2 separate regions of the Homo sapiens genome follow, and region 1 is linked to region 2. A link is a loop called in an ENCODE intact Hi-C map of the cell type or tissue named here. Cell type or tissue: Calu3. All regions are shown on one strand.

Evidence for each region. A loop is a pair of places that touch in the nucleus more often than their neighbours do. Peaks named below come from ENCODE experiments on the same cell type or tissue, not always from the same donor. Only the 100,000 strongest peaks of a DNase experiment are listed, where the experiment ranks them.
Region 1: a loop joins it to region 2, with 3 times the contacts of the local background. A loop is called at or near these places in 2 of 110 quality-filtered maps.

Annotation. Positions count from the first base shown.
Region 1 is chr21:15,219,587-15,227,586 of GRCh38, reverse strand. No RefSeq gene overlaps it. Among named protein-coding and RNA genes, the nearest start is that of LINC02920, 160 kb to the right of the region's middle. RefSeq lists an enhancer at 4,985-5,574. In Calu3, no CTCF peak of the experiment used is centred here; a DNase peak (open chromatin) is centred at 3,136.
Region 2 is chr21:15,137,890-15,145,889 of GRCh38, reverse strand. LOC107985483 (a long non-coding RNA gene) reads left to right here and starts at 7,283. Exons shown (of 4, transcript XR_001755094.2): 1 at 7,283-7,433. RefSeq lists an enhancer at 5,208-5,502 and a silencer at 5,208-5,502. In Calu3, no CTCF peak of the experiment used is centred here; DNase peaks (open chromatin) are centred at 4,189, 5,189 and 7,139.

The sequences.
Region 1 (8,000 bases), 82 kb before region 2:
GGTGAAACCCCATCTGTACTAAGAATACCCAAAAAACAAAAATTAGCCAGCCGTAGTGGAGCATGTCTGTAGTCCCAGCTACTCAGGAGGCTGAGACACAAGAATTGTGTGAACCTGGGAGGCAGATGTCGCAGTGAGTGAGATTGTGCCACTGTACTCCAGCCTGGGCGACAAGAGCAAAACTCAAAAAAGTTAAAAATAAATAAATAAATAATAATAATAAAATGAAAAATCAAAACAACCTGTCTGCCTGGTGGAAGTAACCTAATGTTTCTCTGATCCTGTTTGTGGCAGATATTAACTCTCAAAAATAACCATGTGATGCTCTACATTTCCCAGCCTTCCTTGCAGTATGGTGCAGTGATGTCACTGATGTTACTGAATTCTAGCAGAAAGGATGTAAGCCATTCCCGAGCCTGCCCCATAACCTCTTCCCAAACAATCCCTTGGATTTGTTTCCCTTCCTTAGCAACTTGAAAGCCAAGTGTTCGAGAGAAGAAAGCAAAGGCACCAAGATATTAATAGACATTATTAATCTAAACATTGAAATCATAGGTGATTTTATTTTATTATTTACAACTTCATGTCTTTCAAATTTTTTATAATAAGCATGTACTACTTTTATAATTACTAAAGTAATTTTCTCCATAGGAAAAGAAAACAAGTTATCTTAACTACAAGATAGAGGGAGCCTATCTGACCCATGTTAGATGGTGATGCAAGCAAGAAAGAAGACTTTGTCGTATTAGGCTATTGAGATTTGTCTGTTACATCAGTTTTTATTAATTACCTAAACCAGTGGTTCTCAAACCTTAGCATATCTAAAATCACCAGGAAAGCTCCTTAAAACACAGATTGCTCACAGGTGATTCAATGTTAAGTACCTGACATACCAGCATTAAAGCAAGAAATGCTTATTGCACCTCGGCTGCACTGAGATGAAGATGTGGGAAGAATTGGTGATGCCAGATTTCCAAGACATAGCACAATGGTGCGCTTATCTGAACCGACATGACTAAAAGCAATGCGGAAAGTAATGAATTAAAGTTACCTTGAAGCACAATTTTAATGGCAGCATGATTAGCATCTGGAAAACTAGGGGGCAGACAGACCAGCCTCCTTTGAGGTGACCTCTGTTGAGTAAAAGCATGGGTCAGATTCCAGGAGAGAAACCATAACCAGACACTGCAAGCAGTGGATCAGTGAGATTGTGGGGAAATCACAAATTATGGCATTCAGGATTTGTGCCACAATCTTACACCTGTATGCCCATCTCTACCAGTTCTTCATTTCTAAATAGAAGCAATAATAAAAAGTGATCTGCCAGAGGAGGGAAAATACCCATTAGGAATCCCACGATTTTCTAACAAGAATATTGGAGAAAAAAACAGACGCATTTCTATCCATGTAGTAGTGACAGACTCAACCCTGGATGTTAAAGGCAGCAATCAGACAAAATTCAATTTTCTTCTTTTCTTTTTTTAGATATGAAAAATGCAAATCTATGTAGTGGTTACTTCTACAGTAGTTTTCACAATAGCAATATTACCATATTTTCACTTTTCCCTTTTTTAAAAGGTAGTTTTGCATCATCTTGAACAACTTTACATTCTTCTCAATATCTTCTATAACAAGTCACAGAAACTAGTCTTTATTTTTATATTTAAAGATATTAAATGGGCCAGGCATGGTGGCTCATACCTGTAATCCCAGCACTTTGGGAGGCTGAGGCAGGCAAATCACTTCAGGTTAGGAGTTCAAGACCAGCCTGGCCAACATGGTGAAACCCCATCTCTACTAAAAATTAAAAAAAAATTAGCCAGGTATGGTGGCGGGTGCCTGTAATCCTAGCTACTCGGGAGGCTGACGCAGGAGAATTGCTGGAACCCGGGAGGTGGAGGTTGCAGTGAGCCGAGACCGTGCCATTGCACTCCAGCCTGGGTAACAAGAGCAAGACTCCATCTCAAAAAAACAAAGAAAAAAAATGCTATAAAACGTATTTCTCTTTTAGGATTTGACTTCTATAATTTAATTTGTTAATTGTCTCACAATAAAATGATAATAAATTATCCATGTTTTCCAGGAACTACTTTTTTTAAATCTCATTTTCTTCTCTTGATTTTTTACATAGCTCTGATCACAGAAATGGCCCTGCTTAAATATCACTGTTAATTTTCCTGAGGAGAACTTTGTTACTGCCAGTTATTAACTGAAAGTCTAATGGAATGGTTTGATGACACTATTTGGTTTTTCCATTCTATTTGCAATCCAGTGGGATTTTCACTCTTGATGTCGTTAACTCTTCATATTTAAATTTTAATCCTCATTTAGTAGCCGTCTGTTGTCCTTTACATGTCAAAAAATAATCTGAATTTTCTCTCTCGTTTTGAGGAAATTGTAATAGAAGAAATAATAAACTAAAATGAATTTCATTAAAGTTTTGATGTTCTAAAATTTTAAATATTTCAGCCTATTCAGAAAAAAGGTATCCTTTATTTGATTTCATTTATGTTGGTTGTGATTCATATTGAGTGTCAACCTGATTGGATTGAAGGATGCAAAGTATTGTTTCTGGGTGTGTCTTTGAGGGTGTTGCCAAAGGAGAATAACATTTCAGTCTGTGAACTGGGAGAAGAAGACCCACCCCTCAATCTGGGTGGGCACCATCTAATCAGCTGCCAGGGCAGCTAGGATAAAAGCAGGCAGAGGTACGTGGACGGGCTAGACTGATTGAGGCTTCCAGCCTACGTCTTTCTCCTGTGCTGGTTGCTTTCTGCCCTTGAATATGGGACTCGAAGTTCTTCAGCTTTTGGACTATTGGACTTACACCAATGGTTTACCAGGGGCTCTCAGGCCTTCCACCACAGACTGAAGGCTGTACTGTGGGCTTCCCTGTTATTGAGGTTTTGGGACTCAGACTGGTTTCCTTGCTCATCAGCTTGCAGACAGCCTATTGTGGGACTTCACCTTGTGATCTTGTGAGTCAGTACTCCTTAATAAAGTCTCCTTTATATATACAACTATCCTATTAGGTCTGTCCCTCTAGAGAACCCTGACTAATACATCGGTTTTGCAATATATATTACTAACCCTCTACTCTCTGCCAAGAATTGTGCTTAGTGATGCAGAGGGATCCACACCCACATGACGCAGCCTCTCCATCTTCAGAGCACTGAGAAGTCAGGTAAAGCCATAAATGCCCATGACACTGATAGTCAATGTTGAGTTCCTTAGGAAAAGTAGGACTTAAAAGCTACACATCAGAAGACTGACTGTAAGATAAATCAGTGAGGGATTCATGGATGTCTGAACTAGTTTGTGAAGAACTGTAGGATATTGACTGCAGGGACGGCAAATGCAGACACAAGGAGGCAGAATCATATGCAGCATATTCAGGAAGGGTGTATAACTTTTGGGGTGGCTGTAAAGCAATATGAAACAATATATCATCAATCAGAAGGCTGACAAAATGTAAGTTGATGCCAGGTTATAGAAGTTTAAACGGTACATCCAATATTTTGGAACTTAGCCTGTGATGTATTAGGGTATGACGGAGAAATGAGAAAATTAACAGTTTTGCCTTAAGAAGATGAAGGCTGTGTACAAAATAAATAAAGGAAAGGGTGAAAATAGAATTGATGGGTTATTGATGGGAGACAAGTTAGGTGGGTCAAAGCAGAGGAGGAAATCAAAGATGACTCTGGAGTTGAGAGCCTGATTAACTGGGTGGATAATGAATCCTCACACGCAAAAGGGAAGTCGGAGGACGGAGCTCATCTGGGGAAAGATGTCACTATAGACTCGAGTTAAAAATGCCAGTGGGATAAACCAGTGGAAATGCAGAGCAGGCAAGTACAAAAATGGACCTCTTGCTTCGAAGAGGGCTGGGAGTTAGTGCTAAAGATTTGGGAAATGGCTAAATCCATAAAGTGGGAGTTGGGGGCGAGGGCGATAGAAATCATCAAGTGAAAGAGTATGGCAAGAGAAAGGTGGAGAGCTAAGAATCATGCAGAGCTAGCATTGCCCAATTTACCGAGACAGCTTCTAGAACACTCATAATAGAGAGAATGGCCAACAGTGTCAAATGTTACAGAAAGAGGTAGATCAAGGAATTTCTGTTTGCATTTGTGATTAAAGTCAAGATTGAACGAGTCTATGTAGATAGTCTTTTGTGTCTTTGGGTCAAGTGTAGATTTGGCAGTCAGCTAGATCATCTGACAAAGCCAGAAATCAAACTAGATAACTCCTAACTCCCCAAATCCACCTGGACTCTGAATTATTTAGGTGGATTCCTGGAATTGACCACATTGCTTATAATTCCATGTCTTCTGGCTAAACTCTAACCTCCTTTAGGGTACAGCTTTTGTCTTACAAGCTCTTGGCCCTTAAAAGAAGCTTAATACTTTTTAAATATAGTAGTTGAATGAAAACTAACCCCAACTGTGTACAGATACTCAACCATTTGCGGGAGCAATTAGGAATAAAAGAGGAGAACCAAGGATTCAGCATAATGTGTGTTCTAGGGCCAGTATAACGCTAAAAAAGGAAGAACTAGGAAAGATAGATGACTTAGAGGCCCTTGGGTGTAACAGAGAGTCAGTCTTCCCATTGCTACCACAGAGACATGCTTCGTGGATTAATTAACTATTATTCTCCATTTACAAATGAGTTCATAGAGGCAAAGAGGTTAAGTCACTTCTAGAAGATCATAATGTGTCAGCAGGAGATCAAAGCCTGAAGGAACAGGCTTACCACTTAGAGCTCCATGTCTGTAACCTAATAGAGAGCTTCTGAACTTCTGTAAAACTGTGACTTCACTTCTTAGATGATGAGTTGTTAAAGTTCTCTCTGAGGTTAGTTTTACACGAGCAACTCAGGGAAAACATGCACTTTTAAGTGACAATAGTGCTGCTATTATCTCTTTAAAAATCATGTGTGGCCTTCCTTATTAAAGACAAAGTGGGAATTATTCTTGGTGGGAAGAGAAAACATATCCTCCCCATTTCCATTTCAGTCTAGGAAATAAACATTTACTGCATCATGAACAAACATATTTACTTGCGTTTTATCCAGAGCTTTTGAAATGATTGGTTGCAGGCATCCACTTGTAAAAGGTTTATTAGACACTGGTTTAAAAGATTCATTTCTTGAATCATAACTATTAAGAAGTTGAGGCAAAGCTACCTGATGGCTTCCTTTTTGACCTCACTGCAATCTTAAAACAGGGCACAGAAGAGTTAACAGGAGGCCCAGACAGTCCCCTGCTGATCCCATAATGAGTGGGAGCTACAGCTGAATGTCAATAGCTCTTGTGAACTTGGGTAACCCAGCTGAGCCCTCTGCTTGCCAGAGCTGGAGGAGGTAATCAGCTTGACCCCTGTGACCTTCCTGAGGCTGTGTTCTGTCCTGCATGGAGAAGCCTCTTTGCATATGACTCCTACATCCTGCTCAGTTCTCTTTTAGGAGAACTAGACCTGAGTCAGCCTCAAGAGGGAACATGATATAAATTAGTCAATGCTGGTTATAGGTTGCACAATGTAGTAGGTGCTTTAAAAAAAATTAATGGGAACACATCCTGGAAACCTCAAAAAGATTTCCAGGAACCACTATGACATCTGCCCTTCCAGTGTTATTAAAATAAATTGAAGGTTATGTAACAGTTCTGTCAGCACTTCACATTTCTTTGTGGAGTTGTGTTTCACCAAATGCTTTCACCTTTCTGGGTTTGGTAAATTGATTTCCTTTTGTTTCATTGTTTACTTGTCACTATTTCCATTGCATAGTCCCAAGGATGTCATATACACAATGTGTACATTATAGATTAAGAGGATATTTTGTAACATTTTCATTGAGTTCCTAAACAGCATTTCATCCTTATTCTGTGCAATGAAAGAACCTTGAACGATACATTAAGCTCCTTTCATTCTATGTGTGTCTAAATATATTGTTATTAAAAGAATGTTATTATTCATAAGCTGAGAGAATGCATGCTAATTGTGCCTTAAACTGCATAATTTATATAACCATGTAGAGTACAGCACAACAGCACTTCCCATAAAAGCAAAAGTGATTTGTACAATAAAGATTAACCTATGGTAGACTCTGCACACCTATAAGTAAGTCCCATAACAAATACATAGTTTATATTTTCAAGGAAATGGGACTTATCTGTAACAATAAGATTCAGTTGGCTTCAACTCATAGTGACGCTAAAGTGCTTTAACTCAAATACGCATAATTCCATCCAGCAACTACAGGCTTCATTTTTCCCCTAAAGCAAATTTACCCCCAAGTATATTTATTATGCATGCACAGTCTTTAGTACTGAGGAATCTTTGATCATGACTAATGGATTTTGCCTGGAAAAAATTTTATATACTGTAATTTGCTTAGTGATTGTAATAATAATAATTTTAAACCCTTATTAAATAATTGCTCTATAAAAGGTGAATTCCTTACCAAGTGCCATCAGCCACCATCATTACTTTTTGGGTTAAAGGGACAAAAAAAAAGATGCAGTTTCAATGTGGCCTAAGGAAACAAGCAAGGTTGGAAATCATAATCTGTGGTCAAATACTATCATTTATAGTGTTTTTTGTTCTTTGAACAGGTACATACAGTTGGACAATGGGGAGGTGGGGAAAGAAAGGGCCTGCTATCAATTCTATATTGTTTAATATTATACTCTCAACTTAGCCCTAAGAGAAACAACACAGCTATGACCCTAAGATGAGCTGAGACGACAGATGGTCAGAATTACTTGAGGAAGATGACACTTTCATATTTTATCATAGCTATCTCTCTCTCTCTCTCTCTCACACACACACACACACACACACACATACACACGCACAGACGCACATGACAATGTAACAATGGCACTGTACTCAGACTTTTCTGTTTCTGGCTCAAGCATCTTGTAACTGAGAGCTTGAACATCTCTGAACAAATATCTTAAGAGTACAATTCCCAAAGGAGGCTGATTTTTCAAAACACACGCCACGTGCCCAAGGAAACCATGTCTCAGGATCAGTTCTGACAAGCACGCTAAACTAACAAAATATATTTCCTTTGCTGCTTTTAAAAAGCCAGTTAAGATCAGATCACATGATAACTAGTTATTTTAACTAAGTCTAAATTCGTATACAGAGTTTGCTCTTAGAAAGTGTCACATTTGTTTTGCCCCTAAAACACTCCTCTTTACAAAGATTTGTGGAATCAATTTCTGTAAACAAATGTAGAGAGCAAATCTTTACCTAGGTAGATCGCGTTATAACAGCACAGAAGAACTTCACGGCTTTGTTAGAAGTGTCCCTTTTTTGCTTCTAGGTCCTGCACCACCACCACCACCCACACTTCCCTGAAGGGAGAAGAGCTTTGTCAAAAGATTTCCCGGTAAATCAAAAGCACTTTGTGGATAGGAATAGTGTGGACCGTGCCTGAATGAGACCTAGTTATGTATGTGGTGCTCTCCAAAATGAGTTCTTGCTGGCGCCAGTCAATCAAATACCTAAACCCCTAAATGAATGAGGAAGTTTGAGAAACTGCTGTAGTAACTAGGTTAAGTTAAACAAATACACCCAAGTTTTGCATAGTTCTGTATTCCTCCAATCAAAATAAAATTTTCACAGCTTAGCTGCCCAAATATACTTGTGGCGCTATCCTTCTTGAGGTCACGAAATGACATTCCTGCTATGTGCTCTGTGCTGTGAATACTGTGATAACTCTACGATTTCACAGACATTTTCAGGGGTTTTATGATTCTGTGTCAGACCCTGTGAAAAGTCAGGGGAAAGAAAGACAATGAAAATAATACATTGCCCAGTCTTTTTTGTTTGTTTGTTTTTGTTTTTTTTGTTTTTTGTGTTTTTTTTTTTTTTTAGAGATGGAGTCTCGCTCTGTCGTCCAGGCTGGAATGCAGTGGCACGATCTCGGCTTACTGCAACCTCTGCCTTCCAGGTTCAAGCAATTCTCTGCCTCAGCCTCCTGAGTAGCTGGGA
Region 2 (8,000 bases):
ATTTAGAACCTCTTTGGATTGAGGGAAGCAAGAAGATGCAGAGGATAGCAATGGCTTAGTGACATTAGCTGGAGCCTAATTTTTATTCTGTTAATGAATCCCTAGATAACCTCTGGAAAGTCAGTGAGTCTCTTTCAGCCAAAATTTCTTCACCTTGAAAAAAATGAGAGAAGAACAATGCACCCCTTGAGGTGACCATAGGGAATGATTTACAAAATAAAATTAATAAAGTGAAAGTGATTTGTGAGCATTTGTGAGAATCATAGAAATATTTTTCCTTCCTCACAGATTAATTGCAGTATCTCTTGCTTTGGATCTTCAACATCCTACAAAACCAGCTGTTTCCATGTGTCTTTTCCCTTTTTCAATGTTTTAATAAAAGTCAGGGCTGCTGTTATGATTAGGAAGTTTCTACTCCAACCATAGTTATCTTCCACATTCAGATACGACAACGACTTAAATTTTTACCAGTAGAAATTTATTCATTTAGGTATCAGAAGCGTTTGGCTCTTTAGTAATCTCCAAATATATACCTATACAGACGATGACTCAGTGAAAACACATAAAGTGTCATCTTTCATATATGTATGTATGTACTTATACACATGAAAGAAAGATAATTGATATATGAAATGATATGTGTGTGTGCATATATGTGCAAGATAATACTTTATGTAGTATCACTGAGTCACTAAAACACACAGACTAGAGAAACAAAGGCATTAGAACAATGGAAAGAGGTCAACAAATAGCTTGCCTACATTTTACTTTTGCCATTAGTTTATTTTGAAAAATAACATTTTAATGATTTAGACGTACAGAAAAGTTGTGAATATAGTACAGAGAATTTCTATATATCCAGTTTCCCCTAACGTCTTATAGTAGCATAGTATATTTGTTACAATGAATAAACAAATAGGCTAGGCATGGTAGGTAGTTCACATCTGCAATCCCAGCATTTTGGGAGACCAAGGCAGGCAGATCACTTGAGGTCAGGAGTTTGAGACCAGCCTGGCCAACATGGTGAAACTCCATCTCTGCTAAAAATACAAAAATTAGCCAGGCGCGGTGGTACGTGCCTGTAATTCCAGCTACTCGGGAGGCTGAGACCGGAGAATTGCTCAGCCTGGGAAGTGGAGGTTTCAGTGAGCTGAGATTGTGCCACTACATTCCAGCCTGGGTGACAGAGTGAGACTCTCACTCAAAATAAATGAATAAATAAACACTTAATGATGCATTATTATTAAATAAAGTCCATACTTTACTTGGAGTTTCTTAGCTTTTACCCAGAGTCCTTTTTCTGTTCCATGATCTCATCCAGGATACCACATTACATTTATTGACTAAGTTTCCTCCTGGCTGTGGCAGTTTCTTAGACTTTTTTTGTTTTTGAGGACATTGACAATTTTGAGGGATGCTGGTAAGAATTTTGTACAATGCCCCTTACTTGGAGTTTTTCTAATGTTGTTCTCATGATTAGACGAGGGTTTTATGGCTTTGGGGAGAAACATTATGGAGGTAAAGTGCCACTCACATCCCATTATAGCATGACATGATTGTAAGGACTGGGTTAAACCGGAGAGGGAATGCCCCTCTGTAACAGGCAGCTGCTATGGAATTCTGGTGGCTGCTCTGCGGGAGTCCTGCCCAGTGCTGACTGATCTTGATTTCTCAACAGAGCCAGAAATCTCAATGTTTATGTGAAATATTCAACTTTTAAATATTGACAACTAACACAAATTTAAAACACAACGATTCCATACTTGTGTCAGCCAAATAAAATAAATCTGTGGGCCAATGTTGGTCTATGGTCACTAGTTTGCTAACTTTTTTTGTAAAGATATAGGAATTACTAGAGCTTGTTTTTTTGCTTTTTAGAGATGGAGTCTCGCTAAGTTGTGCAGGATGGAGCATCGTGGCTATTCACAAGTGCAATCATAGTGCACTACAGCCTTGAACTACTGGGCTCAAGAGGTCCTCCTGCCTCAGCCTCCTGAATAGCTGGGACTACAGGTGTGCACCACCACACCTGGCTAATTTTTAAATTTTTTGTAGAGACTAGACAGTCCTCTTGCCTCCGTCTCCCAAAATGTTGGGATTATAGGAGTGAGCCACTGAACCTGGCCTCTGCCTTTATTAATGTTTTCAAAGCAAGAGAGAGGCATTGCCAGATTTGACTCCACTTGCTTTACACTTTACAAATCATTTCTAGTAACAGTAGTAATGGAAAGACAGAGCGGAGTATAACTGTGAAGGACAGAGATTAGATCAACCATGCTTTTATCACTACAAGAGATAATGAAGACTTGACCCAAAGTCTCATATGAAAGTATGTCTCTTACACATATGCGATGACATAAGACTATGGTATAAAAATACATAGTATGAGCAGGGGCATTAAGAGGAGGTGATGTATTTGGAGACATTTCAGGGTTAAAACTATGAAGACTGGAGATGTGTTGAATTTACAGAGTGGGGGTAAGAAAGGCATCAAAGATAATGTCAGGGTTGATAACATGGGAGACTAAAGTGGTAGGATGACATGGTCTGAGGTAGGGGATGTAGGGAAGGAACAGGTTTGCAGGAGCAGATATTGGTGTCTCTGAATTGACCAGTTGGACACACTGCATGGGCACCTGGAAACACAAATCAATATCTGAAGAGAGAGATTGTAGCAAGAGATCTAGGTTAGGGTGTGTCTTAAGTAAGGTGATAGCTGCCATCCTCCAAGAATATAAGAACATATACATAGCATGAGAAAAGTACAGTCTTTTTTGTAGATGGGTCCAAAGAACAGGGAGCCCATAAAAGATGACCTTAATAATGCATCTTGTTCGACCCCTTCTCCCTATTGCCATGTATTAAAAGAATTAGGAGTTCACATTCAGAGCTTCCACCATGCTTCCTCTACTTCACCACCCGTCTAGGCCTCACTTTTTAGTTTCTGGCCCCCATGCTTCTATCACACCTACCATCACCCAGAGAATCCCTTCTATCTTGCCATTCAGGATACAATAAAATCTCTATTGTCTTCCTTCCTTTCTAATAATTTGTTTTCTCTTCTTTTCTGACTCTTTTTCCAACATCTGCTTGTCTACATGAAGCTCAGTTGGAGAAATAGGTTCAAACCCACTTTTGTTCATTATAGGTTCTATGGCTTTGGACAAGTGTCTTAACCCCTCTGAGTTTCAATATAGTTATCTGTAAAATGGAGATAATATTTACTCCCTGCTGTGGTTGTGTGGATTAAAAGCCTAAAATAGGTCAAACATTCATTCTTGAGACTGGCCCTAAGTAGGTGCTCAGTAAATAAAGACTCACTTCCTACTCTCACTGCTTTTTTCTATCTCTTAGTGTTTTGCTTGTATCTCTTTGTTGTCACCTGCTATGTACATTTTTGCATTTTCCTTCCTACTACAGTTCAAGCTCTTTGAGGACAGAAGTAGGATGTATCTGAATTTCTATCTATGCCTTCTTCATGGCATACAGTGTGGGCTCAATAACTATGAAAATATTTACGTATGTAAACATCTACAAATTAATAGTAAATATCTGGGACATTGTAGGCCTTAATATGTATCTGCCAATGGAGTCAAACCTGCAGCCAGGTGTGGTGGCTCATGCCTATAATCACAGCACTTTAGGGGGCCAAGGCGGGAGGATCACCTGAGTCCAGGAGTTCAAGGCCAGGCTGGGCAACATAGTGAGACCCCGTACTCTACAAAAAAATATTAAAAATTAGCCAGTCACAGTGGTGTGCGCCTATAGTCCCAGCTACTCAGAAGGCTGAGGTGGGAGGCTCGATTGAGCCCAGCTTGAACCTGGGAGGTTGAGGTTGGTTGCAGTGAACCATCATCACACCAGTACATTCCAGCCTGGGCAACATAGCGTGACCCTGTCTCAAAAACGAAACAACAACAGCAACAAAAAAAAAAAAAACTGCTGATGATTTTTCAACTCTATGCCAATGTAGAGAAAATATGAGACAAGGAAATCTTAGTTTGCTTTTATGCGTCATAAGCAAGTATTATTCTAAATTCTAAGCCCGTAGGGCACTCATGTATCACCAATGAGCTATACTCCTTTCTGAGGTAAAATATTAATCTATGCTATCTCCAGAAGGAGCAGCACCCTGAACGACCCACTGGGCAACTAGCTGAAAATCCTGCCCCCTTGGCACTTGTGGCCAGGAGAAGCAGCATGAATAACAGGTGCCTGGCACGAGGCCATCACAAAGTCAAGCCCTGTTTCCCTAAACCTTACCTGGAGTGCTTTTTCATATCACATTTCCCAAACTGCCTGCCTCTAGTGTTTTACTTAGACTCCGTTCACTTCCATAAAAGTGAGAAATGAAAAAGAACTACTGCCATTCAAATAGAATTGGTGTCAGGACTTAAGAGGAAGCAGTGGGCTTCTGAAACAAGTGCTGAGAGGAAAGGCTGAAGAGATGGATTGTGGTCTTGGTTTTGTAAGATTAACTAACTCGAAGACCCTGGGCAAATTGCCACTCTCTTTGAGTCTGTTTCCTCATCTGCATAATGGGAATACTAATTATCGGTTTTCCACCTTCCTGTGGCTTTTGCTAGGATTAGGTCGAGCAAAGCAAACTATTTGAAAAAAGTGAGTTTCCCTCTGAATTTTTAGTAGACAAATAAAAAGAACAATTACAGAGGGAGACTCTATTCAGAAATGAATTAACACTGATCTACTGTTAAACAAGGAAAGGGTTCGCTTGATTTTAAAGGGTAAATCTGGTATTTATTTGATCTTTGATCATTAGAGACGAGAATTCTTTGACCTGTCTTGAAATTGCCCTCACGAGTCCTTACTTCAAAGGACCTTGGTTTTCTATGTCTGCTTGGAGCATAGTTATTCCTTAGAAATAGATTTTTTTACCTAGTCTTTCACACATCCTTATCTCGATTACTTTTGTACACACACAAATCCTCAAGAAATTATAGTTTGGGACTCGTTTAAACTTGCATATGAAGAATAAGTGCAAGAATCTGGGAAAATAATCTGTCAGTTGTTTGTAATAATCGCCTTAAATAAGCAGTCCCTGGCTTATCAAAAGCTTGCCCAAGTTAAACAAAGAAGGCAGTCAGCAGAGCCTCAGACGCTGAACTGTGAACCCTGGCTGGACCTTGCACTAGGCAGCCTAGTAACAGGAAGGCAGCAAGACACACTTTGAACCAGGGGTTCTAAGGCTGCCGTGGGGTTATAGACAGGGTGACAGCTGCACTTTGCAGCCTGAACTTTGTACCTCGACACAGGAGCATTTAATCTCCATAACAGGCACTTTGTTTCATTACTTATTAACAGTTCCTCCTTGAGTAAAGTTCTTTGTTAATGGAGCTTTAAAATATGATCCCTCTCCCCCTTATGCCTGCCATGGGGATGGGCATTTGTGCTTGTTTGCACTATCTGCCGCTACCATGGGCTCATCGTCCCTGGGGGAGGGCTTTCTCCTGTTCAAAATTGGCCCTTGCAGAGATGTCACTTTGTAATTGTGACTCCAGAGGTGGCACAGTGCTCTCTGGTTTACCCTCAGAGAAGGTAACCGTGATCCTGATGCCATTAAATGTCACACCAGGCAGCGACTGGTGTCACTTCACCTCTCCCCACCATGTCAACTCTTCTATTTTTTATCTTCCTTTTCACTTACTGCTTTTCCTTTACCATTTTTTTCCTTCTCTCCTTATTTTTTTTCTGCACGTTCAGCCTCACAGTGGCACTGGAGTTAACTGATGGTGCCCCCTGTCACACACATCATCCCCTCAGCCAAAGAAGCCAAGACGTGTTTTGTTGCAGTTGGAAGTCAAAGCAATTTAAGGGCACGTTCAAGTAACCTCCTTCCCAAATAAACACACTGTAGTTAACTTCAACAAATCAGTAACTGATACTCAGTAAGCCTGAAGGGTTAGCTATTTAAAGAGAGGGTCTGAGCTCTAGAAAAGGGAGAGTGAGATTGTTAGTGAGCTAAGCATTAGGGACCACCTGCAAAATCCATACTAGTCCTAGTGAAAATACTCAGACTTCCATCCCCCTCCCCAAAACCAGATAATATATTGCTACTATTTCAATTGCCAAATTTTGTTCAATACTGATCAATAAGTAGTCTTTGGTTTCTGGGACCCAGGAGGTGGTGACTACAGGCTATTCATTTAGTAACCAGCAAAGATCAAAGGGGCCCCCTCTGAAGCTTTGCTTCAGGGTCTGGGGGCCAACAAATTAACCTTTCGCCACTGGGCTATTTTGTCTATTTTAGTAGTTGAGCTTAGTTCAGACACCAAGTCACCCTCTTCTCATTTTTCTTTTAATCTTAAAAAACGCCTGTGTGTCTAGCTTCTCATTCAGCAAGGGGTCAGTCCTGGAGCCCAGTCTAGGGTACCATGCAATAAATACCCCTAATTCTCTCTGACAATTCCTCATTCCCCAACCACATCTAGATCTTCCAGAGTGGTTCAGCCCCCCACTCACCTATCTGCTTTATTTCCCAGGCACCAAGTCCGTTTATGCCAAAGCCGGTTGACCAAAACGTACTTTGTTAGCCAACCTAATATTCCTGCCTCATTTTCCTCTGGTTTTTGCCTAGTGTTTTTTTTTCCTCTGTTCTTTTGTCATTTTCTCTCTCCCCTTCTCTTTTCTTTCCTTTGCTCTTTTCTTTTTCATTAACATGCTCAAATACGTAGTTTAGAAATTCATCACTGGAGTACAAATGACAAGGTACAGGAGCAGGTCTGTCTTCTCTGTGCACATTGCCCTCCCTCGTTCCTAATATATTTTTGCAAGCCTGCCGTGACAAGGGGATGTGATCCAGTCATTTATCCTAGTATCTGGATTTGGGTTATTTATAAGAAAAGGAGGGAAATTTAAAACAAATATAAATTATTTGGAAACATCACATCTCCAGCTTTTATGTTCAGCGTCATCACTGGATGATCCACAGACTCTATATATCTAGCTTTCCTGTGCTGGGCTTTCCAGGGACCACCTCATTTTACAGCAAGATGGCAGGGAGACAAAAAAGGCCAGGCCATGCATTTCATTGTTTCTGTGCCAACGATCTTTTTGGTACTGAAACGTTGCACTTTTGGCTCTTCCCGCAACAGTCTTCTTGCTTCCTGCTTTCCTCTGGAAGCGTGCCAGCACCCGCAGCTGGGTCTCCAGCAGCTCCTCCCAAAGCCTTGGATTAGGGCTGCACCTGTTCAGGATTTGCTCAATCTGAAAAGTAGTAGGGCTTCTCCAGAACACATAATTACCTTTGCCCTGAAAGCAATGCAGTCGGATGCTTTGGCAGCACACTCAGGACAGCCAGGGCTGCAGACATGGCCTCCAAATTCAGTCTCAGTTACCCCAGGCAGAACACGGGAATTGACCCTTCCAACTCCTCCACCTGCCTCTCGATCCCAGAATCTTGCCACCTGCTCCAGGTAGGTTTAACAAAGTGCAAGCAAAGGTGACTGTAGCTTACATAGCTAATTGCTATAAGATACAAGAATAAAACTATGTCATATCTACTATAATAATCTAAGCTTACAGATGAGAAATGCAGGGTTTGTTGAATTTCTTTTTTCGAATAAGATGAATTCGATGAAACAAACATGATTACCCCATTTGATTCTTAATTCCTGACCAATGAGTGAAAATGTATAAATATGAGTTCAGTGTTTCATGGACATCCTAACAACAATTCCTTCTAATTTTCCATATTTTTTTGGTCTCTTCTCCCTGTATACACACACACACACACACACACACACACACAGAGGAACAGGAGAGAAGAGATGGGGAAACCAGACAGTAATCTTGCTGTAGAATAGAAGGAGCACAGGACAGGATCAGCAAACACAAATGTCTGCAGAAAGATATGTACCAACAACCTGAGTGACAGAGACTTTCCCTTAGACTTCCCGGGACCAATATTTTTATCTTTTATGCTTTGGAAGAAATAGTCATTAATTCCCAGAGTGAAAAATTGAAGAAAAGAAGTGAAGAAA